Linked DNA regions of Homo sapiens: regions 1 and 2 are each linked to region 3. Evidence: chromatin loops called from intact Hi-C (ENCODE). Cell type or tissue: IMR-90. All regions are shown on one strand.

Region 1 (8,000 bases), 190 kb after region 3:
GAGAATCTTAAGGGTGGAGCCTGGACATTGGTATTTTTAAAATGTACTCCAGGCCATTCTAATAGGCAGGCCAAGTTTTAAATCATTGCTTTATACCAGGCTGCCTCTCAAAAAGCATGTTTCAGAGAATTTTAGGTGCTATCCATGTAAATACCAGTTTGAAAATGAAAAGGTACTTGGAATAAGGCCATTGGTTATGGTCATAATTTAGACAAGAACAAATAGGCCTTCTAGAGAATACTCTAGTCAATCAAAAATACAATTTAAGCCTTTTTCCCAAACATAAAGGAAGAGGAAATACAAACAGCTACAATACCTAGGGGACATTTCATAGAGTAACACAGGAAAAAAGTCTAGCATGAATAGCCTTCCTACATAACAAGGGGCAGTTTTTTACATAGCACACTTCCTAAGAGTTGTGTGCAGTGATGCCAGAAGTCAGCCTGGCCTGTTTAAATCCCCTACTGCAGAGGATCATAGAGAATTCAGTCCAGACAGATATTGTGTGCATTTTGCAAATCCAACACCAAAATGTTTAATAAATGTTATTTATTGAGATTAATGGAAAGAGCTTCTAACAGAAAGTAACTAGTCTGCTATGCACTCCTCTGAGACATGGAATAGTCAGAGACATGGACATTTTGATAATTATTTCAGAATCATTTCCTTATGGTACATGTGCCTGATGGTTTCCCTAATTCTTTGGTGCGGAGAGATTTGAATTAATACCAGAAATGTACAATAGTAATCTGGCTATTTGTTGTTTGATGCGCAGTTGTTTATATAAATCATATAATAAATTGTTTTAATGCTTTCCATATTGTGGATTCAATCATCTCCTGTCATTATGTTATTAGTTCAAGCAACCTTTCCAGGTTTGTATATAAGAATAGTAAACCTAGCCGATAATGTACGCAAGTTCTCCAACCCTCAATGGGAAAACTAAGCAAGCACGCCATTTTACAGAATATAGGAGAAACATCTTTGGATTCTTTGGGAGAGAGCACTTAAAATAAGTGCAACCTCATCTTGTACCTTTTAGGGTAGAAAAATCAGTATGTTAAAGTCCATTATTAAATCACAGTAGAATTAACTGGCCGGACACACAAATGGATTCTCCCCAAATGTACAAAACATCTTTTGTTTCTCCTTGGAATCATTTAAACAATATACTATTGTTAAACAACATTATCGAGTGGCAAAGGCATGGAAAATTGAACTAGGTTTCTAGACTTTAAGTCACAGCTCTGCCACTTACCAGCTGTGTGACCTTGGGTAACTCACTTAACTTCTCTGAGCCCTATGTTTCTCTTCCTTGAAATGGAGACAAAGCAGAGACAACAAAAATACCTACATAAGAAAATTGCCATGAGGGTTAAATCAGTTAATTAGTTAAATCAGTTAATATTTGTAAAACATGTGGAACAATAAATGTGTGTGTCCCACATGTTTTACAAATATTAACTGATTTAACCCTCATAGCAATCTGTTTCTTATATAAAAGCAAATTAACTCCCACTAGTATTTCTCAAATTTCAATGTGCATATGAATGACATGGAGATTTTGTAGAAGTGCAGACTCTGTTTCTGTAGGTCTGGGGAGGGGTCTGAGATTCGGAATTGCTAACAAGCTCCAGGGCAGTGCTCATGCTGCTGACTCATGGCCACACTTTGGGTGGTGAGAGGTCTACATCCTTCAGGAGGATGGGAGTGGGAAGGATTCAGGTGTGACTCATCTGCTCTATTTAACTTGCCCCAGCTTTACATCAGGTGTAGGCGTTTGAAGTAAACTCTTGGGACCAACCTCTTGTATTTGCTAAGAGAAAACCCAGGCCTGAACACTCGCTTTATTCTGTCCTTAAGCAGGATGACTCTTATTTGTTACTTGGGCACCCAACCACTTCTAATCACGTGTGGTATTCAATCCAACGGCTGCACTCTGAGTAAGAAATGAGTGTAGACTAAGACTTCAGACCCTTCCAAATACAGCATCTTAGAGACCAGTCAGCATCTCACCCTGCCAATATGGGCCTCCTCATGGTAAGTATCTAGGGAGTTACTATACAAAAATGATTTGTTTCATGTCTGAATTCAGCACCCTCAGCAACTGATCTCTTTATTATCCTATTTTGGTAATTTCCAGACCCAAGGAAGAGGGTGGGGGAAAGATGAGACCACTCCTCTCAACACCAATAAAAATGGTTTACTCTACATTTAAGCTATCTGGCGTTCTGCTTATTTATTTTTGAATGCATGATCTACAATTAGGTTAAATTTGTCATCCCCACCAAGTGACTTGATGAAAGCTTCTTTAATATCTCTTGGTATATCATGTACATTTAAAGCATCTGAAAATGGTTTCAGGAAAACTAGAGCCCAATGTGTACAAAAGCCCCACTTGTTGGGATAAACACCAAAAAGGCTAAGGGGGAATTGAGAATGATCTATACTGTGATCATGTTCATTGTTTCATATCACATCTGGCAGCTCAGCATTCAGGTGCTGATATGGTTTGGCTGTATCCCCACCCCAAATCTCATCTTGAATTGTAATCCCCATAATCCCCACGTGTCAAGGGAAAGACCAGGTGGAGGTAATTGAATCATGGGGGCAGTTCCCTCATTCTGTTTTCATGATAGTGAGTGAATTCTCACGAGAGCTGTTGTTTGGTAGTTCCTCCTGCATTCATTCTTGCTCCTGTTGCGTCGGAAGAAGGCACTTGCCTCCGCTTTGCCTTCTGCCATGGTTGTAAGTTTCCTGAGGTCTCCCCAGCCATGTGGAACTGTGAGTCAATGAAACCTCTTTTCTTTATAAATTACCCAGTCTCGGGAAGTTCTTTATTGCAGTGTGAGAATGAACTGATACAGGTGCTTATTCTTGACTACCTGGGCCTCACGTAGGTGACAGTGCCATTTGGTAAGTGGTAAAGACCAGATTACAGCTTTATGGTTTGACCAACCAACTGTATATACTTAAGGGCACCATTGTAAACTTACTAGAAAATTAGCATATTTCTCCATGTAAGTATGCTTCAACAGGAGGGGCAGGAGGAATTACTTACAGCAATCATAGATAACACTGGAGAATGAATCATTTCAAAAAACAAATTTTCTTTTTTTTTTTTTTTTTTTTAAGATAGTCTCACTCAGTTGCCCCGGCTGAAGTGCAGTGGCACAATCATAGCTCACTGCAGCCATAAACTCCTGGGCTCAAGTAATCCTCCTACCTCAGCCTCTCAAGTAACTAGGACTATAGGCACATACCACCATTCCCAGATAATTTCATTTAATTTTTATTTTCGTAGAGAAGATGTCTCGCTATTTTGCCCAGGCTGATCCGAAACTCCTGGCTTCAAGTGATCCTCCTAAGGCCTCCCAAAGTGCTAGGATTATAGGCATGAGCCACTGCAACCAGCCACAAATTTTTAAAGAATACAAATATTTCAACATGATTTGGTGCCCTCCATTGATGCCTGCGTGCTATTAATCACTGCTTAACTGCCTCCCGATATTTTCTCAGGCTTTTGTACATGTTTTATTTTCCCCTTTTCTCCTTTTGAAATGTTAGATCCTTGTTTTTTAATTGACATATAAATAATATGCAGTGAAATGCACAGATCTTAAGAGTCAAATTTAATGAGTTTTCACAAATGCATACAGCTACGTAACCCACATCCCTGTCAAGACACAAAACGTTTCCTTCATCCCTAAAATATTCCTCCTGCCTCATCTAATCCATTCTGTCCCCCATCCCCCTTGCCCTCAGGAAAATACTGCTCTAATTTCTTTCAATAGAAATTAATTTTGCCTGTTCTAGAACTCTACATAAATTGAATTGTACAGGATGTATTCTTTTGTATCTGGCTTTTTTCAACACAATGTCTTTGAGGTTCATTCCTGTTGTTGCATGTATAAATGTTTCATTCCTCTTTACTGAGCATTCCTTTATATGTTTATAACTCAGTTGTTTGTTGACTTGTTGAAGGACATTTGGGTTATTTCCAGTTTTTGGCTATTATGAATAAGGCTGCTATGAATATTCTTTCACAATTCATATTGTGCCCATATCTTTTCATTTCTCTTGGTTAAACACATAGGAGTGGAATTCCTGGGTCATAGCGTGGGTGAACGTTTAACTTTAGGGGAAACTGCTGGACAGATTTCCAAAGGGGCTACAGAGTTTTACACTCCTGACATTAACGTAGGAGAATTCCTATTGTTCCACATCCTTACCAACCATTGGTGGTGTTAGTCTTTCAAATGTCAACCACTTCAGTGTGTCTAGATAGGATTATAATCTCATTTTTGTTTTAGTTTGCATTTCCCTGATAGTAGGGCTATTGAGTCCCTTTTTCACGTTCTTATTGGCCATTCATATACCTTCTTTTGTGAACTGCCTGTTCAAGTCTTTTTACTCATTTTAAAATTTGAGTTTTTCTGGATAGCCACATGTAGAAGAATGAAACTGGATTTCTATCTCTCACCATATACAAAAATCAACTCAAGATGGATTAAAGACTTAAATCTGAGACCTGAAACTGTAAAAATTGTAGAAGCAAACCTAGGAAAAACTGCTTGATGTTGGCTTAGGCAAAGAACTTATGACTAAGACCCTAAAGGCAGATGCAACAAAAACAGAAATAAATCAATGGGACCTAACTGAACTACGAAGCTTCTGCATGGCAGAAGAAATAATCAGAATAAACAGCCCACAGAATGGGAGAAAATATTGGCAAACTATTCATCTGATATAGGACTGATATCCAGAATCTACAAGAGACTTAAATCAGCAAGAAAAAACACCCCAACAAATAATCCCATCAAAAAGTGGGCAAATAACATGAATAGACACTTCTCAAAAGAAGATAGACAAATGGCCAAAAAACATATTTAAAGAAATGCTCTTATCACTAATTATCAGGGAAATGCATATAAAACCATAATGAGATGTCACCTTACCCCAGCCAGAATGGCCATTATTAAAAAGTCAAACAATAGATATCGGCATGGATGTGGTGAAAAGGGAATACTTTACACACTGCTGGTGGGAATGTAAATTAGTACAACCTCTATGAAAAACAGTATGGAGATTTCTCAGGTAACCCAAAGTAGACCTACCGTTCGATATGGCAATCCTACTACTGAGTATCTACCCAAAGGTAAAGAAGTCATATATACCTGCAGGTACATATTTATTGCAGCACGATTCACAACTGCAAAGATATGAAATCAACCTAAGTGCTCATCAACCGTTGAGTGGATAGAGAAAATGTGGTATGTATACACCATGGACTACTACTCAGCCTTAAAAAAGAAGGAAATAACATTGTTTACAGCAACTTGGATGGAAGTAGAGGTCTTTATTCTAAATGAATTAACTCAGGAATGAAAAACCAAATACCTTGTGTTGTGACTTATAAGTGGGAGCTAAGACATGGGTATGCAAAGGCATACAGAGTGGTAAAATGGACGTTGCAGACTCAGAAGAGGGGAGGACAAGAGGGGGTGAGGGATAAAAACTATCTATTGCATACAATGCACAGTACTTGGGATGACAGGTGCACTAAAATCTCAGGCTTCATCACTGTGCATTTCATCCATGTAACCAAAAACCACTTATATCCCAAAAGCTATTAAAACTTTTTTAAAAATCAGATTTCCCTAAAAAAATGAATTTTTAAATAATGATTGAGGTTTGAGGAATTCTTCACATATTTAGGTTTAAGAGCTTGTCAGATAAATATTTTGTGAATAGTTTCACATAGTTTGTCTTATCTATTCTGTTTCTTAATGTATTTTCATAAAGATTTTTAATTTTGATAAAAATCTAATTTATCAAAATTTCCTCTTATGATTAACATTTTCTCATTCCTGTCTAAAAATATATCTACCTCAAGTTTGCAAAGGTATTCTTCTGTGGTTTCTTCTGGCAGTTTTATTGTTTTAAGCTTTTATGCTAATAGGTATGATCCATGTTGAATTAATTTTTGAGACGTGTGGTAGTTTTTCCTTTTATAAATCGATATGAGTTCCAGTGCCATTTATTGCTAAAACAATTCTTTCCCCCATTGAATTGCTTAGTTTCCTTGGCCAGAAATCAATGGTTATAGAAGTATGGATCTCTCTGGACTCTATTCTCCTCTACAGATCTATGTATCTTTCATTACCAATACTACAGCTTCTTGATTACCATAGCTTTACGTAAGTTTTGAAATCTGGCAGTGAAAGTCCTTATCAATTTCACTCTTTAAGATTGCTTAGCTTTTCTAGCTTCTCTGCATTTCTTTTTCCACTTTAAAATGACATCAGTTTCTACAAATAGAAGGTAAGATTTTGCAAAACTGTGGTTTAACTCAAATCCAGTGAAATACACAGATCTTAAGTGTATAGGTCAACCTGTTTGACAGGCATACGTACTCATGTAAACAACACTCCTATCAAGGCATTTCACTAACCCAAAAGCTTCCTTGTGTGTCTTTCTAGTCATCCCTCCACCTCCACAAAAATATCTTCAGTGATAGAAATCAGAACAGTAGTTTAGTTTCCTGTTCTAGAAATTCCTGTAAAGGGCACCAAGAAGTGTGTACTCTTGTGGGAATGGCTTTTGCTTAGCATCATATTTTTGTCTTGTCAGTGGTTTGTTCATTTTCATTGCTGAGTATTATTCCATTGTATGAATATTCCATAGTTTGTTTTTCCTTTCATCTCTGATGGGCACCTGGGCTGCTGCCAGTTTTTGGTTGTTGTGAATAAAGCTTCTATGGATATGTAATGCTTTTTTTGTGGATATTTGCTTTCATTTTTTGTAGGCGAATACCTTGGTGTGGAATTGCTGGTTGTGGACTAAATATATGTTAAACTTTTAAAGAAACTACCAGAACTTTTTCCTGAGTGGTTATGATATTTTACAATTACTAGCAAGGCACAAGAGTTTTGAATGTTTCACATCTTCACAAATTTTGGGGGTTCATTTTAGCCATCCTATGGGTGTGTCATTGTAGTTTTAATTTGCTATTCCTTGGTGACTAAAGTTGTTGAGCAAAGTTTTAAACATGTATGCTTTCTTTTGTAAATGTCTGTTCAAATCTTTTGCCTGTTCTTTATTAGCTTTATTGTATTTGTTTTTATTATTTGATTGCAGAAGATTATATATGTATGTATATATGTATTATGTATCTATTACATATATATCGTGTAGAGATATATATTAATATGGTTTGGCTCTGTGTCCCCACCGAAATCTCATGTTGAATTGTAATCCCCACATGTCAGGGGGAGGCACCTGGTGGGAGGTGATTGGATCATGGGGGCGGATTTCCCCTATGCAGTTCTTGTGATAGTGAGGGATGTCTCTGGACATCTGATGGTTTAAAAGTGTGGCAGTTCCCCCCTCACTGTCTCTTTCTCACCACCTTGTTTAGAAGGTACTTGCTTCTCCTTTGCCTTCTGCCATGATTGTAAATTTCCCGAGGTCTCCCCAGCCATGTGGAACTGTGAGTCAATTAAACCTCTTCTTTATAAATTTCCCAGTCTCAGGTATTCTTTGCAGTGGTATGAAAATGGACTAATACACATATATACTTAGAAAACATCTGTCTTTTCCATATAATGTATATATGCATATATATGTAGAACATTACCTAACTTCTACATATCTTTTGTCAGGGGTGTGTTATGAATAGTTTTCCGTATCTATGGCTTACCTATTTTCTTAACAGTGTCTTTTGATAAGCATAAGCCATTAAAAAAATTGATAAATTCAACTAATTTTTTATGGTTATGTCTTTCTGTATCATAAGCAACATTATTTAGGGCAGATTCACAAAAAATATTCAAAAAAAATTCTCCTAAAATATTTTAGTTTTTTTTCCCTAAAAGTTTTATAGTTTTAGCTTTTATAGTTAGGTCTATGTATTCTACAACACTGATACATTCACTTACTAGTGCTGCAGTTTGTTTTAGATTTATTAGAATTTGCTCTGTAGACTATGATGTTGTTGG
Region 2 (8,000 bases), 940 kb after region 3:
CAGAAAGTATCTCTCCAAAAGCCCTGTGCATATTTTTGATGTAGTTTTCTCTTGCAACCTCTCCTCATAACTCTAATAAATGCCAATTTAGGGAACAGGAGTGGTTAGAGTTCTAAATTTTTCATCAAATTCTATGTGAAATTGAAGTAGTCTGTCTATTTCTTTCTGTCTAAACTGATCACTGCAAAAAGAGGGGGAAAAAACCCTGTACGTGTGTGTCTTCAAAAAATACCTCTTAATTGGAGTCATTTAAGAAGCTCTGGATAAGATCTTTTTGGCAGAGGAAATATCAGCCAAGGTGGTTTTTTTCTCTGTCGTGTCAAGAGGATTTTTGTTCCCTTATTAGATCATTTTATTTTATTGAGGCTGAAAGCATGGAAGGCAAGGAAAGAGAAGGGAGCTCATATTAGTGGTGTCTTCAGTGGCAAGTACTGTGCTTGGTGTTTTCCATCTTACCACAGTTCACAGTGTCTGATCCTCATAACAACCTTCCTAGGCAGACATTACTGACTCATTTATTGATTAATAAAACTGAAGCTTGAAAGGATTAGTTCATAAGCCATCACGGAAGAAACACATTTTGGACCTATTTCTATCTTGAACAAGTCCATGCTCTTCTCAATATATTCTGCTGCTCGGTTGAGTGTTATCATGTGTGAACACCAAGCATCAACAATAAACAAAGCCATTAAACATGGTGACTGCTATTCAGGTGGGAGCCGTGTTTGCAGGTGTTAGGAAGTGGCAGACATGACTAAGCCTGGATCCCTTTTGCAAAATGGAAGAATGAAAAAAAAGGCAACAATTAACAAGGTACTTAGGTGTACCAGGCTCTCTGCTAAGCATTTAAGTACGCTGTTTAATCCTCATGGCAATCCCAGGACATGGGCACTGTTATTTCTACTTTAAGAGGGAAAAAAACTGAGGCCCAGAAGGTATGCTACCAAAAGTCATAGAGGTAGTGAGTGAGAGAACTGTGATTAGAAGTAATTTGCATGAATCTAGATCCCACTCTGGGAGTATAGTGTACAGTTTAAATGCTACATAGTAAAAGAACATGGGTTTTCTACTTGTTTGTTTGACTGTTAACCTGTATTTTTAAAGCAGCTTAATTGAGGTAATCCACTTGCCATACACAAATCATTTCAAGTTCAATATGTAATATTTTTAGTAAACACACTGGGTTGTGCAACCGTAACCATAACCTCATTCTAGAATATTTATATCTCTCTGAAAAGAAGTCCCACATCCATAACAGTCACTCCCCATCCCCAGTCCTACGCAACCACTAAATCCACTTTTTGTTTCTGTTGATTGGCTTCTTCTGGACATTTCAGGTAAATGGGATCATAGGATACGTGGTCTTCTGTGAGTGGTTCTTATACTTATGATAATGTCTCAGGATTTATCCCCATGTGTTAGCATGTATCAGAACTTCACTTGTATTGCTGAATAATAGTCTATTGTATGGTTATATCACATTGTATTTATCTTAACATCAGTTGATGGATATATGAGTTGTTTCCACCTTTTGACTATTATGAATAATGCTGCTATGCATTGTTTATGTACCAGTTTTTGTGCAGGTGTACATTCTCAGTTATCATAGGTATATATCTAAGGCTGCAATTGCTGGGTCACAGGATAAATCTATGTTTAACATTTTGAGGAACTTTCAAACTGTTTTCCAAAGTGACTGTTCCATTTTACATTTCCACCAGCATTGTAGGAAACTTCCAATTTTCCCACATGCTCACCCACACGTGTTGTCTATCCATTTGATTTTAGCTATCCTAATGAGTATAAAGTGATACTCATTATAATTTTGATTTGCATTTTTTTTTTTTAAATTTGAGACGGAGTCTTGCTCTGCCGCCCAGGCTGGAGTGCAGTGGCGTGATCTCAGCTCACTGCAACATCCGCCTCCCGGGTTCAAGTGATTCTCCTGCCTCAGACTCCTGAGTGGCTAGGATTACAGGTACCTGCAACCGCGCCTGGTTAGTTTTTGTATTTTTAGTAGAGACAGGGTTTCCCCATATTGGCCAGGCTGTTCTCAACCTCTTGACCTCATGATCCATCTGCCTCCACCTCCCAAAGTGCTGGGATTACAGGCGTGAGCCACCACACCTGGCCTGCATTTCTTTAATGACTAAGAATGTTGAGCATCTTTTTATGTATGTATTAACCATTGTATACCTTTTGGGAGAAACATCAATTTTTTTCCTATGTTTTCATTGGGTTGTCTCTATATTATTGAATAGTAAGTTGTCTTTTCATTTATAATATATTTTGCAGCACGAGAGTATTTAATTTTGATGTTATTCAATTTATCTATTTTTTTTTCCTGTTTTCACTTGTGCTTTTAGTGTCTTATCCAGGAAACCATTGTTTATCCATTAGAGAGGGGCAGCTCTTGTTTTGTTCTCTACATAATTTCTGTTACTTTGATCAGAATCTGTCATATATTGAACATCTAAGAAATGGATAATTGAATTACTGGCCAGCTGACTATGTTAGGCAATATAACCTTCAGTATACAGCTATTTACTGGTAAACTTGGAAAGCAATCACAGGTCCTATTATCTCTAAGACCATTGTTCTTACTACTGAGAAATTAGTTTTTATTTATCCACACATTAAAATATTGAGAAATTTTTTTAACTTTTAAGTTAAGGGGTTCATATGTAGGTTTGTTACATAGGTAAACTTGTGTCATGGCAGTCTGAGTTTTAGCTCTTACATTTAATTCTAAGATCCATTTTGAGTTAATTTTTGTGTATGATGTGGAGCTAGGATCCAAATTCATTCTTTTGCATATGGATATCCAGTTGTCCCTGAATCTTTGTTGAAAAGAGCATTATTTTTGATGAGGCAGTCCTTTTTATTGATTTTTATTCTTCCACTTAGTAGCAATGGAAGCTTGAGTTACTCAACCTCAGTTTCCTCATCTGTGAGGCTACTGCTAAACCTACATCTCAATGCCGATGTCAAGAAGAGATAAGTATCTCTGTAATGAGACCTTACCACTTTTTTTAGAATGCCATTATTCAATAGACATCCAACATTCCACACCTCTGAAACATCTTGCTGAAATTAAATGATTAATTCCAACACTATGAGTTTAAATAAATAGGAAATAATTTCATGAATTTGATCTCCCCAGCCCCCACAGGGAGACCATTAGTCATTGTACATTCTTCAGCTGTTCCTCCTAGGGCATAAATATGGAGAAGTTACTGTATGTCAGATATTTGAGAAGGAAGACATTTTCAGTAAGTAGCTCCCCGTGTGACTCCATGTGATAGGCAGCATGGTTACTCCTTTTTGCACATGAAGCAGTCCATCTTTCCACCATATATGTACCCGTCAGACTCTCTGTCTATTCAGAAAGGAGAGATTGGGATGAATTCCATTTCCATTTCTTTTTCCTTTCTTTTTTTTTTTTCCAGTTACAGGGTCTCCCTTTGTTGCCCAGGCTGGAAGGCAGTGATTATTCGCAGGCATGATCATAGTGCACAACAGCCTTGGACTCCTGGGCTCAAGTGCTCCTCCTGCCTCAGCCTACCCAGTAGCTGTGACTACAGGAGTACATCACTGTGCTTGGCTTAGAGAATTCCATTTATTTAGCAGCATTTAGATTCTAGTCTCTATATTGTATTTCCTCTCCAGAATCTAACGATTCTGAGTATATGGTTTTGTGTTATGTTTCTTTTTTTTCTGGAAGGGTTTTAAGTTTTGCTTCTAAAAAATAAGTTGTATATTTTCACTTTGCTTCCAAAGTGGCTGATTCCCTTGGTTATCAAAATTAATAAACCCATTCCATTCTTAGACAAGGTTCTCAGGTCAGTATTATTTAGCACCAAAAGCAGAGAATAGCAAGCTTGTTGATTCTTCCAGACCTTGGTATGGTGTTGGATGCAGCCTCATGTCTTTTCCTGGGGCCAGGAGACATCTTGTTCACATTGAGAAAGCATGCTTTGGACTGATTTATACGTGAGGAAAAAAATATCCTTTCTTAGTAACTGTCCCATAACCCTGGGCCCTTTCTCAGATTCGAACAGGTATTTCATGCATACCACTCATTCCCCGTCCCCCATGATGAGGTTTACTATTATAGTCCACTTGGCTTTCTTTCTCTATAGCTGCCTTAACCTACTCTGATGCCCTGGGGAAGTTTGCACCCCTGCCTGTGTGGTAGTTTCCCAGTTCCTCTTTGTTTTGTTTCTCTTGAAGAAAAATGCCCAAAGACCCATATTCCTTTTAAAGTTTCACTGGTAACTATTTTGACGGAACGAGAAGAGATTAACATGTATGGGAAAGTATCAGAAGTTCCGGTGTTTGACACTTTGCTATCTTTATCCTTTGTTAACTTCACACATGGAACTAGAAGCTGCATTGAACTCCTGTCCTCCCTGCTAGCTAACGATGGAGTTCACCAAACTCCATTTTTTCTTCTTTCTTTGGAGAAATCCTGCTGTCTGATGGCTTTCTGCAGATCTGCACTTCATTACTTGATTATACAAAACTGTACTTTATCGATACCAAAGTACTTGGATTATTTTGTAACACACCAGACATTTCTCACTTCCGTGCCTTGCAGATGTGGCTCCTGCTTCCTGGAGTTCCATACCTTCCCCCTCGTTTAAAATGCAAACCCATTTCATTCTCCTCTTCAAAACTGACTCAAATCTTAAGCATTTAAAAAAGACTTTCCTGAGCAATCTCATCACCATATACAACTAGTTTATCTTGTTTCTGTGCCTCTCCATTTCTTAGAATGATACTCATCACTTTGCATGATGATGTCTTTGTTGTCTGTCTTTCATCCTAGACTGTTTCCCGAGAGCACATCCTACCTCGTTTACTTCCTTTGTAGCTGCAACTGCTACCTGTCACAGAGTAGTAACTAATTAATATTTAGTAAATTGATTTAAATTGAAAGAAATCAGGAGTTTGTAACTCCATTTTCCCTGCTCTAGAAGGTTACTTACACGACGTACATCTGTTCAGCTCACCAACTCACCAGCAGCTTACAAACACCATTCATTGGGAAGGCCTTCAATAAATTAACATTCCCACCTCTACTGACTCCTCTGGCAAGAACAACAAGTTCACAAGTTAGTGGGAATAAAGAAGAGGGGAGGAGGAATATAGGAAGAGAGGAGGAGGGAGGAAGACATTTCATAATTTAACATCATGTGAGCCCTGGCACCTCATTTATTTTACAAAAAGTACTGCTGATGCTCATATTTTTATGGGTTGGAACTCAAAACAGGCTTTCTGCTTTTCCTTCACCAGACACAAGCCTTGCAGCCTGTAGACTTGTTGTTTATTCACCAGTTGGTTCTCTGGGATCATCTTTTTTCCTTTCTTAAGCCATCAGCTGGGGCTTCTTCATTCCCAATGGCTGCCGTGATCGTGCTAAATGTATCTTTCCTCACAGAGCATGAAGTCCCATCCTCCTTCATCAATACTGAGCACAAAATCAATGAAATGGCAGTGTGCATCTGCACACTTCCCTTGAAGCTGATCAACCATTTAGAATGAATTAACATCTAATTGGCAAGCCATCATGCCTAATAATTTTTAGATTTGTTTATTCTTCAGCGTCACATCTCTCAAAACACTGTCAATAGAACAATTATATAGAATCTTCTCGCTGGAAGTCAGTAGAGAAGCATCTTGTTATGTTCTTCTAATTATTACTCAAGGCAAGTTCTTCTAACTCAGCTTCCTTCAATAATAATAATAATAATAGTGACAATAAATAAGATAAAATTATATTGTATATCTCAGCAAAATTGGAGAAACAAGATTTTTCAGCCAAGTCTATAGAATGTGCCTATCTTCCAGGAGTTTGTGTTTTTTTTTCCCCTGCCAAATTCTAATCAGTTTTATATCACCTCTCCACCTCTTTCCTCCCAGTTTTTGTCCTCAAGGACAAGAGCAGGAAAAGTTTCAAAACAATCCTTGGACCTCTACGTCCTTTCCAGAAACCCCGTCAGGTCTTTCCTTATGATGTCAGCCATCTGTTTCATTTTTTAAACAATATTTTTTTTATATTGAGTCTGGAGCCAAAAAAGACAGAACAGAGGAAAATGTCCCATGGAAAAAGATTAGGCCAGATCAACCTAGGCTTGGAAAAATAAACTGGAGGTTTTGAGAATTTTTTTTTAATACTGTTCTTGTTCGAAATACCTTTACACGCTATGAGGCATTCTGTTTTAGTTATTCTATGCAGGGAACAGTGATACAGAGTTGATCCTTTCTTCCCCCAGAAAACAGCAACATCAAGGATATGCCTGTATTTTATAGCAGGGCTACAAATGGAAGTTTGTACCATCTCTGCACAAAGACAAATCAGAGGAGCTTCAAGGGTGTTATGCTCTGTCTCTTGTTCTAGAAGAAGCTTGAGAACCTGAAACATTTTATTTGGCTGAATTTAAATACATCCTATATCTGCCACCCATTCCACTCTTGTTCTCCCTGCCTAGAGTGGTGCCAGCCACCTGACAACATGAATGGAAGTTGCCATACCAGGGGCTTCTGATGCCTGCCTTGTGCAGCCAGGGTTTCTAATGCCTTCTTTGGCTGTCTTTGCAGAGTCTCTTTCCTCCTTACTCTTGGAGGAGTAAGAAAGTCCCACCAACAAGTGAGAGTGTTCCTTCAGATGTCTTGCTCACTACTCCTAAGATATTTACATAGATTACTCTGGGTCTTCACTGAAAGTCAATTGAGTCCCAAGTCACTGACACAGAGCCAGGGACCTTGACAAGATTTCACTCTGTGCTGCAGAGTGACTCTCAGGATCTCAGAATACTTTTACCAAACTGAATCTCTTCTGCCTCTTTATTATCTGAAGCTCTAAAGTTTTAGATTCCAAATATTAGGTTGAAAAGCTTCTTCAACATTTCCTCAAGAAGACCTAAGTAGTTCCTCATGAAATGTGGACTTCTTTTGGACCACTCTGGTATGTTACAGTCTCCAATGTGGGTATGGAAATCAAAGCCCACCCCTTAAATCCTCACTAGGGTGTGTGTGTATGTGCATGTGTGTGTGTGCTTGTGTGTGTGTTTGAGAGTGATGCATGAAGAAGGAAAAGGAAGAGGAGAAAAAAATATGTACCACATTTTCTTTATCCAGTCTACCACCGATGGGCATTTAGGTTGATTCCATGTCTTTGCTATTGTGAATAGTACCATAATGACCATATGAATGCATGTGTCTTTATATTAGAATGATTTATATTCCCTTCAGTATAAGCCCAGTAATGGGATTGCTGGGTTGAATGATATTTCTCTTTTTAGGTCTTTGAGGAATCACTACACTGTCTTCCACAGTGGTTGAACTGATTTACACTCTCACCAAGAGTGAATAAACTTTCCTTTTTCTCTACAACCTTGCCAGCAGCTGTTATTTTTTGACTTTTTATTAATAACCATTCTGACTGGTGTGAGATGGTGTCTAATTGCATTTTTGATTATGTCGAGCTTTCTTTCCTATGATTATTGGCTGCATGTATGTCTTTTTTTGAAAAGTGTCTGTTCACATCCTCTGCCCACTTTTTTAATACACCATAGAATACTACATAGCCATAAAAAAGAACAAGATCATATTCTTTGCAGGAACATGGATGGAGCTGAAGGACATTATCCTTAGCAAACTAATGCAGGAACAGAAAACCAAATACCACGTGTTCTCACTTATAAGTGAGAGCTAAATGATGAGAACACATGAACACATAGAGGGGAACAACACACACTGGGATCTATTGGAGGGTGGAGGGTCAGAGGAGGGAGAGGATCAGGAGAAATAACTAATGGATACTGGGCTTAATACCTGTGTGACAAAAATAATCTGTACAGCAAACCCCCACATTACAAGTTTACCTATATAGCAAACCTGCACTTGTACCCCTGAACTGAAAATAAAAGTTAAAAAAAGAAGATGAAAAATGAAAGACAGAAGAAGAGAAATAGAAGCAAGAGGAGGAAGAGAAT
Region 3 (8,000 bases):
TTTTGAGGAGGCCTCAGGAAGCTTCCAATCATGGCAGAAGGCAAAGGGGGAGCAGGTGTCCTACATAGCAGGGGCAGGAGCAAGAGAGAGAGACAGTGAAAGGGGAGGTGCCACACACTTAAATAACCAGATCTCATGAGAACTCACTTACTATCATGAGAACCGCACCAAGAGGGTGGTGCTGCACCATTCATGAGAAACCCACTACCATGATGCAGTCACCTCCCACCAGACCCCGCCTCCAACACAGGGGATTACAATTTGACATGAACTTTGGCCAGGGACACAGATCCAAACCATATCAGTCTTTTTTCCATGACACTGAGCAAAAGGACCCAATCTTGGTCATATGTGTCCCTCACCCACCCCCAATGTGCCCAACAGAGTTCAGCAAGTGTTTATTGCACGAATGAGGCTAGAGATGCAACCAAGGAGACGCAGAGGAAACCAGCCTTGCCCCGCCACCTGCCCCCGCTTCCTTGCCTGTATGTCTGTTGACTTTTGCTTTCCCTTGGTTTATGCTCTAGGGGCCTGCGGGGTTTCTGAGCCTGGGCAAAACTCACTGAGGAAGGGAAAAAAATCTGCTCACCAGGTCACACAGCACATTTAAACAGATTAGGCAAAACCTCTCCCTTTCTCAAGACACTTCCATATATGGAAAATTATTGTAATGTACTGATTTTCTTAGCATGAGTCTCTTTACTGCCATCTTCTGGAAGTTTATGACAGTATACACATTTATGATTATGATGGATAGCAGGCAGTCCTTTGCACCCTAGGTGTGACACTCTTGTGCCACTTCTCTGTGGTGGCCATTCAGGGAGATGAATCTGGAACCTTCTGAAGCCTAGGAGAAGAGGTTTATGGATTCTATTTTTCTGTTTGGATTTGTTACCCTGGTCCTGCCCATTGTAAATCTCTGGGCTTCTTCGTGTTCACTACGCCCGCCCATACCTGATCTTGCCCTGGGGCCTGTAAGGAGTCTTGTTTAAATGCAAGCCATTGCAGGAGTGAAGGCTTAACATCCCATGAACTCCTTTAGTTTTCTGCCTCAGTTTCCTTGCTGGGCTGACAGCTCCGCCACCTGACCTAGCTTTGACCAGCCCTGGGACCTTGGCCACTGGAGGGTGCTATTAGCTGGGTTATTGCTGGGATAAACTTGACCACTGGACCTCACTGGCTGGGAACCTTTGAATGTCTTCTATTGGACTGTTAGTCATTCTCCTTTGGGGCTTACAAGGTTCACTCACTCAGTCACTCACTAATTCAATTCATGAGTTCAGCAGGTAATGACTAAGTCCCCACACCATGCCAGTACTGTGCTAGGCACTGGGGGATCAATGGTGAGAAAAACAAGCAAACAAGCACATGGGATGCAGCAGACACCTCTGGCACCCTGCTCATCACATTCCTTGGCCAGCTGTGATTTCAGTGCCAGCGACAGTGGCCGGTGGCCGTTTCCCTGACAGCTCAGAAAGCTTGCCTTGCTCTTACAGCATCCACTTCATGTATGGGACAGATGCCTGTTGGTTTTCTGCCTCAGGGTCTTCTCCAGCGTTGTGGGAACACTCTTAGCCCATGCAAGCCTGGCGGTGTGAAGGCACGAGTTAAAATGTACCCAGGATTTGTTTTAATCAGTATGGTCAGACACGCAGGCAGGGAGATGATTGTCATAAAGGAAGAAGTTTATACTAAGTACTCTAGAAATGGGAGGCACTGCACACTGCTACCTGGAACACATGGGAAGCGCCAGGGTCAGAAGGCAGAAGAGGGAGAGGGGAGAGCAAGGCTCAGAGCCTTTGTTGAGGATTTCTTGGGAAGGTGTGGGCAAGGCAGGGTAGGTAGACTGAGTTAGCTTAGGATGGATAGTGTGAATCACTGTGGAGGGCTCTGGGCTTTCAAGGTCATTCCTAGTTGTCTGGTTCTTGGCCCTGTAGTGATTTAGGGCAGAGAGAATATTGACTTGGCAGTTGGACGGTTGGGGGTGTGGGCTCTGGAACGATTGCTTTGTACATCAAAGGTGCAGTCACAGGGGAGTCCTTTGCTGTCTCTAGGAATTAGCTAGCTCTGGGAGGGGCAGTCTCTCCAGGATCAAGGCCCCAAATGCCGGAGCATCAGGAATACAGAAAATAAGAAAATGCAGTCAATACAGGGCATGAATCTTGTCCGGGGAAGCTCTCAGCCAATGAGGGCTGGGAGCTGGTGGATGAATGCTCCAGGCTCTTGGCCTTTAGGGGACTGATTCTGGGGACTTCATGCTGCTTGTCAGGAGGTCCCAGCTGCACTGAGCCTCTGTTGCCCAAAGCATTGATGACCGCAACACAACTTTTAATGATCTTACTCCTCCCTATGCCATTTTCCCTCAATCCTTCACTCTTGCTGTCTGGGAACCTCTCCCAAATAAACAACCTGCACTCCAGTCTTATCTCAGGCTGTGCCTTCTGGGAACCCCACATAAGCCACCTGACCCCTGCTGCCTTAGAGCTTTACACTAGGCTCGGGAAAAGCTTCCTGGAGAAGAAACCATTTTTCTTGCTGCTGAAGAAAGACTCATTGTGTCATGGGTGAAAGGGGTAGGGGGAGAGCAGTCGAGGCAGAGCGAGCCACACATGCAAAGGGCCTGAGGCTGGTGGGAGGAGCATGGCCTGTTCCAGGAAGGTGTCAGGGGCTCCCCAGACCCCCGTCCCCACAGATCCAAGTTCCCAGCATGCCTTGCACCAAGGTCCAGCCATTTACAAAGAAAGAGCGAGTCCATCTGAGTGTTGACACATTCAGCGGCTCAGGTAATGTGTTTATTTTTATTTTTATTTTTGAGACAGAGTCTTGCTTTATCACCCAGGCTGGAATGCAGTAGCACCATGTTGGCTCACTGCAACCTCCGCCTCCCGGGTTGAAGCAATTCTCATGCCTAAGCCTCCCAGAAAGCTGGGACTACAGGCATGCACCACCACGTCCGGCTAATTTTTGTATTTTTAGTAGAGATGAGGTTTTGCCGTGTTGGCCAGGCTGGTCTCGAACTCCTGGCCTCAAGCAACCTGCCTGTCATGGATTGGACATGTGAGTCACCAAGCCTGGCCTCAGGTAATGTGTTTTAATAAGCAGCTGTTTGGTGTCCTTCTCCAGGGTAGTGGTAATGGCAGGGAACAATGAGACTGATGGGGTGTGTGTGAATGGCACCCTTCTTGCCTTTCTCCATCCCAAGGTTTTATCAAGATTCATCCCTCTCTTGGTCCTGGGGTTGCAGGGCCTGACCGGCACAGAGGAATCTCTGTGTAGTTTCCAACACCACTCATTCACAAAGGGGAAACTGAATCCCGTGTTAATCTTTCCACTTCAAAGATGATTCCAGGTGAATGTGGGAGCCCAGTCTCAGAGACGCCCCTCTCCTTCTGGCTCTGGTTCCCCTCCCTCCCCTGTAGCCTGCCCACTGAACTGGGCCTCTGGGCTCAGCTCTGCAGTCTGCAGGCCACCGGGAGGAGGTGCGCAGAGATCTGGACGGGTTTACAACAGCTTGACTGGAAAACTTGGGGATTTCAGATCTCAGCTAAGAGGAAGTCTCTGGAATGCACAGACCCTAGCCCCCTTGTCTTTGGGGCCAGGCACAAAAATCAGGAGTTCAGTGAAGTTTCTGTCCTTGCATTTCTTCCAAGGGTGGGGCTCGAGAGAAGGGAGGGCCAGAGCTGAATCTGAAGCCACAGTGAGTCACTGTGCCACGGGCATCTTCTGAGGCTTGGAGAAGTCACCTAGACAGGCATAAGCTCCATGATGCATTCTTCTCCAAAACCTGCTTACCTCTACCCTGGTGGACCCATCCCCAGGCCAGCAGAGATAGAGAGGCCTGGGTGCATGGGATGGGGTGGGGCGGGCAGAACTCCTCTCCCTCCATTCAGCTGCCCAAACCTTGGCCTGGGCAGCTCCCTGTGTGTGAGCCCAGTCTGGGGCTCCCCGCCTCACTGCCTCATCCTGATGCCAGGCTCTGGAAAGGAGCTGGGAGACTTCTAATAAGGCTTCCTAGACCCCTCACACAAAATGGAGGCAGACGCGCTCCAGCACTGCCTTGTCTTAGAAGTAAATTTTCTCTTTCTGCCCCCTCTCATTCCTTTTCTCCCCTTTTCTCTTTTGCAATCAAGGCTGCCTGGGTTAAAATCCTAGCTTCCCCTCTACCTGTGTGGTTTTGGGTGAGTTCCTTAATCTCTCTCTGTGTCTCAGTTACCTCGCCCAGGAGGGGATAATAATCGGTCTGAGGTGAGGACTAACGCCTGAGAAGTGCTTAGATCCAGGGAAGCCAGGATGGGAAGGTGTGAGCTGTTACTAGGGTGGGCAGTGCAGACGGCAGGGGCTGTCCTTTTGGAATCCTAAATTTCACACAGAAAAAGGACATGGCTTCCGCTGCCTGAGTTTGAACTAAAGTCCGATGAGGAGAGGGGTCACACTGGAATTGCTAATTACACATTTAGGGGAAGATAAGTGTCTATCCTCTTTAGGCGGTGGGGTGACAGCAGCGGGCACCCTGCTGTCCGCTTTTAAATACATACAGATGGGATACCTCGTTTGCCCAGGCCAGACGCCAGGTGGCAGCCATTTCGGAGCGCTAGGGACGGGGCGGGCTGTCTGGGAACCCGGGGGCCACGCAGCGGGCAGGCAACCTTCTGCTCCAGGAAGGCGTGGAGACGCGGCCGCTGCGTGCAGGACTCCCGTAGCCGCCAGGGGGCGCTGTGGCCACGCGGCCGCCGCCGGCCTCCCAGCGAACCCGGACCCTGCGCTGCGCTCCCGGTTCGGCGCTGCCACCCCCAGCCCAGCCCTGGCGGCCCGCTCACAGGCCCCGCGGGGAGCACCCGGTCTCCTGCCGAGCGTGGGGACCCAGCTGAGATCCGCTGCCCCTCTGGCCTCAGTTTGCGCTTCTGCAAAGTGGCACCGCCTGCCGCCCGCGTGGCAGCTCCTCAGCTCGAGGCCTTCAGGTTTCTCTTCTCAGTCACTGGGCCCTGAACTCGGTGCCGCACTCAGCCAGATCCCGGCTGAGATCCCTCTGATCTCAGCACCAGAGAAGGCTGCTTTCCTCCCTCCCTCCTTCATTTTCTCCCCTTCCTCTCCCTCCATTTTTCCTTTCTTCCACCCTCTCCTTTCTCTCTTCGTTTCCCTCTCCTCTGCTTCTCCCTCCCTCCCTCCCGTCCTCCCTTCCTTCTTTTCTTCCTTTCTCCCTCCCTCCCTCCTTCCTGGGGCCTTACCTCCCCCCTCCCTCTCTCTCTCCCTCCCCTCCCTCCTCGTCTCTCTTCTTCCCTCCCTCCCTCCTTCCTGCTTTCCGTTCTTCCTGGGGCTCTCCCTCCCCCTGCTTCCCTGTCTCCCTCCCTTCCTCTTCTCTCCCTCCCTCCCTGTCTCCCCTCCCTCCCTCTCTCTAACTGCTGGTTCAGCAGAGGACTCTTGGTTTGATTCCGGGTCTCCCCTCCGCAGAGGGGACCTGCTTTCCTGTGCAGTGCAGGGTCTATCCTGCTGCCCCCAGCCCCCTCCCTCCCTCCCTCCCTCCCTCCAGGCATCTTTGACTTGATTGTTGGAACCCTGAACTCACCTTGGGCCGCAGGCCGCAAGTTGGACAAACTTGTTCTAGTGTGCTGTCAACAATGAGAGGGTCATTTCCAACTGGAGGGTGACAGATCACACAGAAATTCGGGCCTCCCCGTAACCCGAGTCCTGAGCAGGGAGTACCCTCTGGAAATACCAGCTAACACCATGTCTCCATGAAACTGACCAAGGAGTGAAAATCATTTCTTTCTGAAAGGGACGCTACACATTCATCCTTTTAAAGGCAGGGATAAAATATGGAAAGGGTCTAAAAGTGCTGCATCTCTCTGCCTCCTTGACCCCAGCCTCCCAGTTCCTCTTCCTGCAGGCAGCAATTGGTACAAGCTTCCTACATAGCTTTCCAGATACTCTGTGCAGAGAAAAACGTGTCAGGCCATATGTCTCCTTTAGAAAATATAGCACCGTAGACAGGCTGCTCTATACCTTGCTTTTGACTTAAAATATATTTTAAAAATGTATCTTAGAGACTGTTCAATATCACAATATGAGGTTGATCTATCTCTAGCTGAGTGGTGAAGAGGATGTCTCTGGGAGCACTACCTGAGCTTGAACTTGGGTCCTTCTCTTCCTGGCTGGTGACCCTGAGCAAATTACCTAACCCTTCTGTGCTTCTGTTTCCTCATTAAAAATATTAATACTATGTATTTCTTGAGGTCATTGTGAGCATTCAAGGACATAAACATTCTGCACAGGGCCTGGCACATGGCACATGCTCAATAAATGTTGGTTATTAGGATCCCACCTTGTTTACTTTATTTTTTCTTTTTGTTTTGAGACGGAGTCTCGCTCTTGTTGCCCAGGCTGGAGTGCAGTGGTGTGATCTCGGCTCACTGCAACCTCCGCCTCCCCAGCTGAAGTGATTCTCCTGCCTCAGCCTCCCAAGTAGCTGGGATTACAGACACCCACCACCATGCCCGGCTAATTTTTGTATTTTTAGTAGAGACGGGGTTTCACCATATTGGTCAGGTTGGCCTCGAACTCCTCACCTTAGGTGATCTGCCTGCCTCAGCCTCCCAAGGTGCTGGGATTACAGGCATGAGCCACCATGCTCTGCCATTTACTTTAATTTTTAAAAATCATGATTTAAACAGGAAATACTGTGCCCTGTAGTGACAGTTGCAAATGTAAGCTTTGGAGACCATCCTGTATGCTGGCTTCACCACTTGCCAGCTGTGTGTCTTTGAACAAGTCGTTTTTCAACCTCTCTGGGCCTCTGCCTAACCCATCTATAAAATAGGGATCATGAGTCTAATCACTTGTAAGGTTGTTGGCAGGTCAGATGAGGTAATAGATACAAAGACACTTGGAGCAGTGCCTGGCATGTGAGGAAGATGACGGCAGTATTAGAAATAACAGCAGTTAAATCCTCCAAGCACTCACCACGGGCCGGATACGGGAAGCATATGACTTTGCTCGGGCCTCCAGTACCTGTTCCATCTTTCTTGCAACCTTATCAAGCTCTCCCATGTACCTGGGACTGTTCAATATGTTCTATGCCTCTCTATGAAAGGGGCTACTGTATTATCTCCATTTTAGAGAAAAAGAAACTGAGGCTGAGAGATGTTGAGTAACTTGCATAAGGTCACACGTGCTCATAGAAGTCCAATGTATTATGTGTCTGATTCCAGACCTGGAGATTATGTTTTTTGCCCTCGCTGGGGCTTACGAGAGGGCCTACTCCTGCACTCTCTCCTTCCCCTGTCCCATTCCCTGTCCTCCTTTCCCCGCTTCCCTCTTCCTCATGCACCCTTCCTTCTCTGCTCTTCCTCATCTCTTCCCCCTCCTCCTTCCCTCCTTTTCCTTTTGTTCTCTTCTCCCTCTCCTCTTCTGCTGCGTTGCTCTCTTCTAACTCTCATTCCTTCTGTCCCCTCTCCCCTTGGCCAGAGTCCAGACTCAAGGGCTGATATCTTGTTGCCTTCGGGGGGACCCAGGCAGAAATACAAGAGCAGCTGCCCTTCCCCTCAAAGGACTGACCTACCCCAGGCCCTGCCAGACCAGCCCAGCAGGCAGTGTGTGTGTGTGTGTGTGTGTTTGTGGGTCAACCCGCATATATGTCAGCTTGTGTGAGACTTGTGTGTCTACGATTGTGCCCAGTTTCTCCATGGGTATGAATGGTTGTGTGTGTGGTTGTGTGTGTGTGGGGGGGGGGTAACAGGTCACGAGGTCCTGACCTGCCTCAGCCAGGGCCCCACCTGTGCACAGTGGGAGCGACTTTCAGCATCTGTGCCCCACCCTGACCACCCCAGATGGGGCTGACCGGCCGGGTCCTGGCCACCCAGTTGTCTGGAGCCTGAGGAAACTGGGCTCAGTCTCAGGCCTCAGGCTGGAATCACCCAGACCTGCATTTCCCACTGGTCCAGTTGCTTCTTGAAGATTTCTGAGCTCGTTGGGCTTATCCAGAAGTGGGCTGGTAACATCTGCTC

The links. Hi-C counts contacts between places; a loop is a spot of excess contacts. Peaks named below come from ENCODE experiments on the same cell type or tissue, not always from the same donor. Only the 100,000 strongest peaks of a DNase experiment are listed, where the experiment ranks them.
Region 1: a loop joins it to region 3, with 4 times the contacts of the local background. A loop is called at or near these places in 2 of 110 quality-filtered maps.
Region 2: a loop joins it to region 3, with 2.6 times the contacts of the local background. A loop is called at or near these places in 2 of 110 quality-filtered maps.

Annotation. Positions count from the first base shown.
Region 1 is chr16:66,075,881-66,083,880 of GRCh38, reverse strand. No RefSeq gene overlaps it. Among named protein-coding and RNA genes, the nearest start is that of CDH5, 290 kb to the left of the region's middle. In IMR-90, no CTCF peak of the experiment used is centred here; DNase peaks (open chromatin) are centred at 1,720 and 4,000; H3K27ac peaks cover 1,055 bases.
Region 2 is chr16:65,331,473-65,339,472 of GRCh38, reverse strand. The region is part of intron 8 of LINC00922 (long intergenic non-protein coding RNA 922); the gene reads left to right. All of the region lies in intron 2 of LOC124903780 (a long non-coding RNA gene), which reads right to left. Among named protein-coding and RNA genes, the nearest start is that of LINC02126, 160 kb to the right of the region's middle. In IMR-90, no CTCF peak of the experiment used is centred here; a DNase peak (open chromatin) is centred at 3,162; H3K27ac peaks cover 208 bases.
Region 3 is chr16:66,267,313-66,275,312 of GRCh38, reverse strand. No RefSeq gene overlaps it. Among named protein-coding and RNA genes, the nearest start is that of CDH5, 95 kb to the left of the region's middle. In IMR-90, CTCF peaks have their summits at 709 (motif pointing left), 1,116 (motif pointing right) and 4,707 (motif pointing right); a DNase peak (open chromatin) is centred at 6,882; H3K27ac peaks cover 1,919 bases.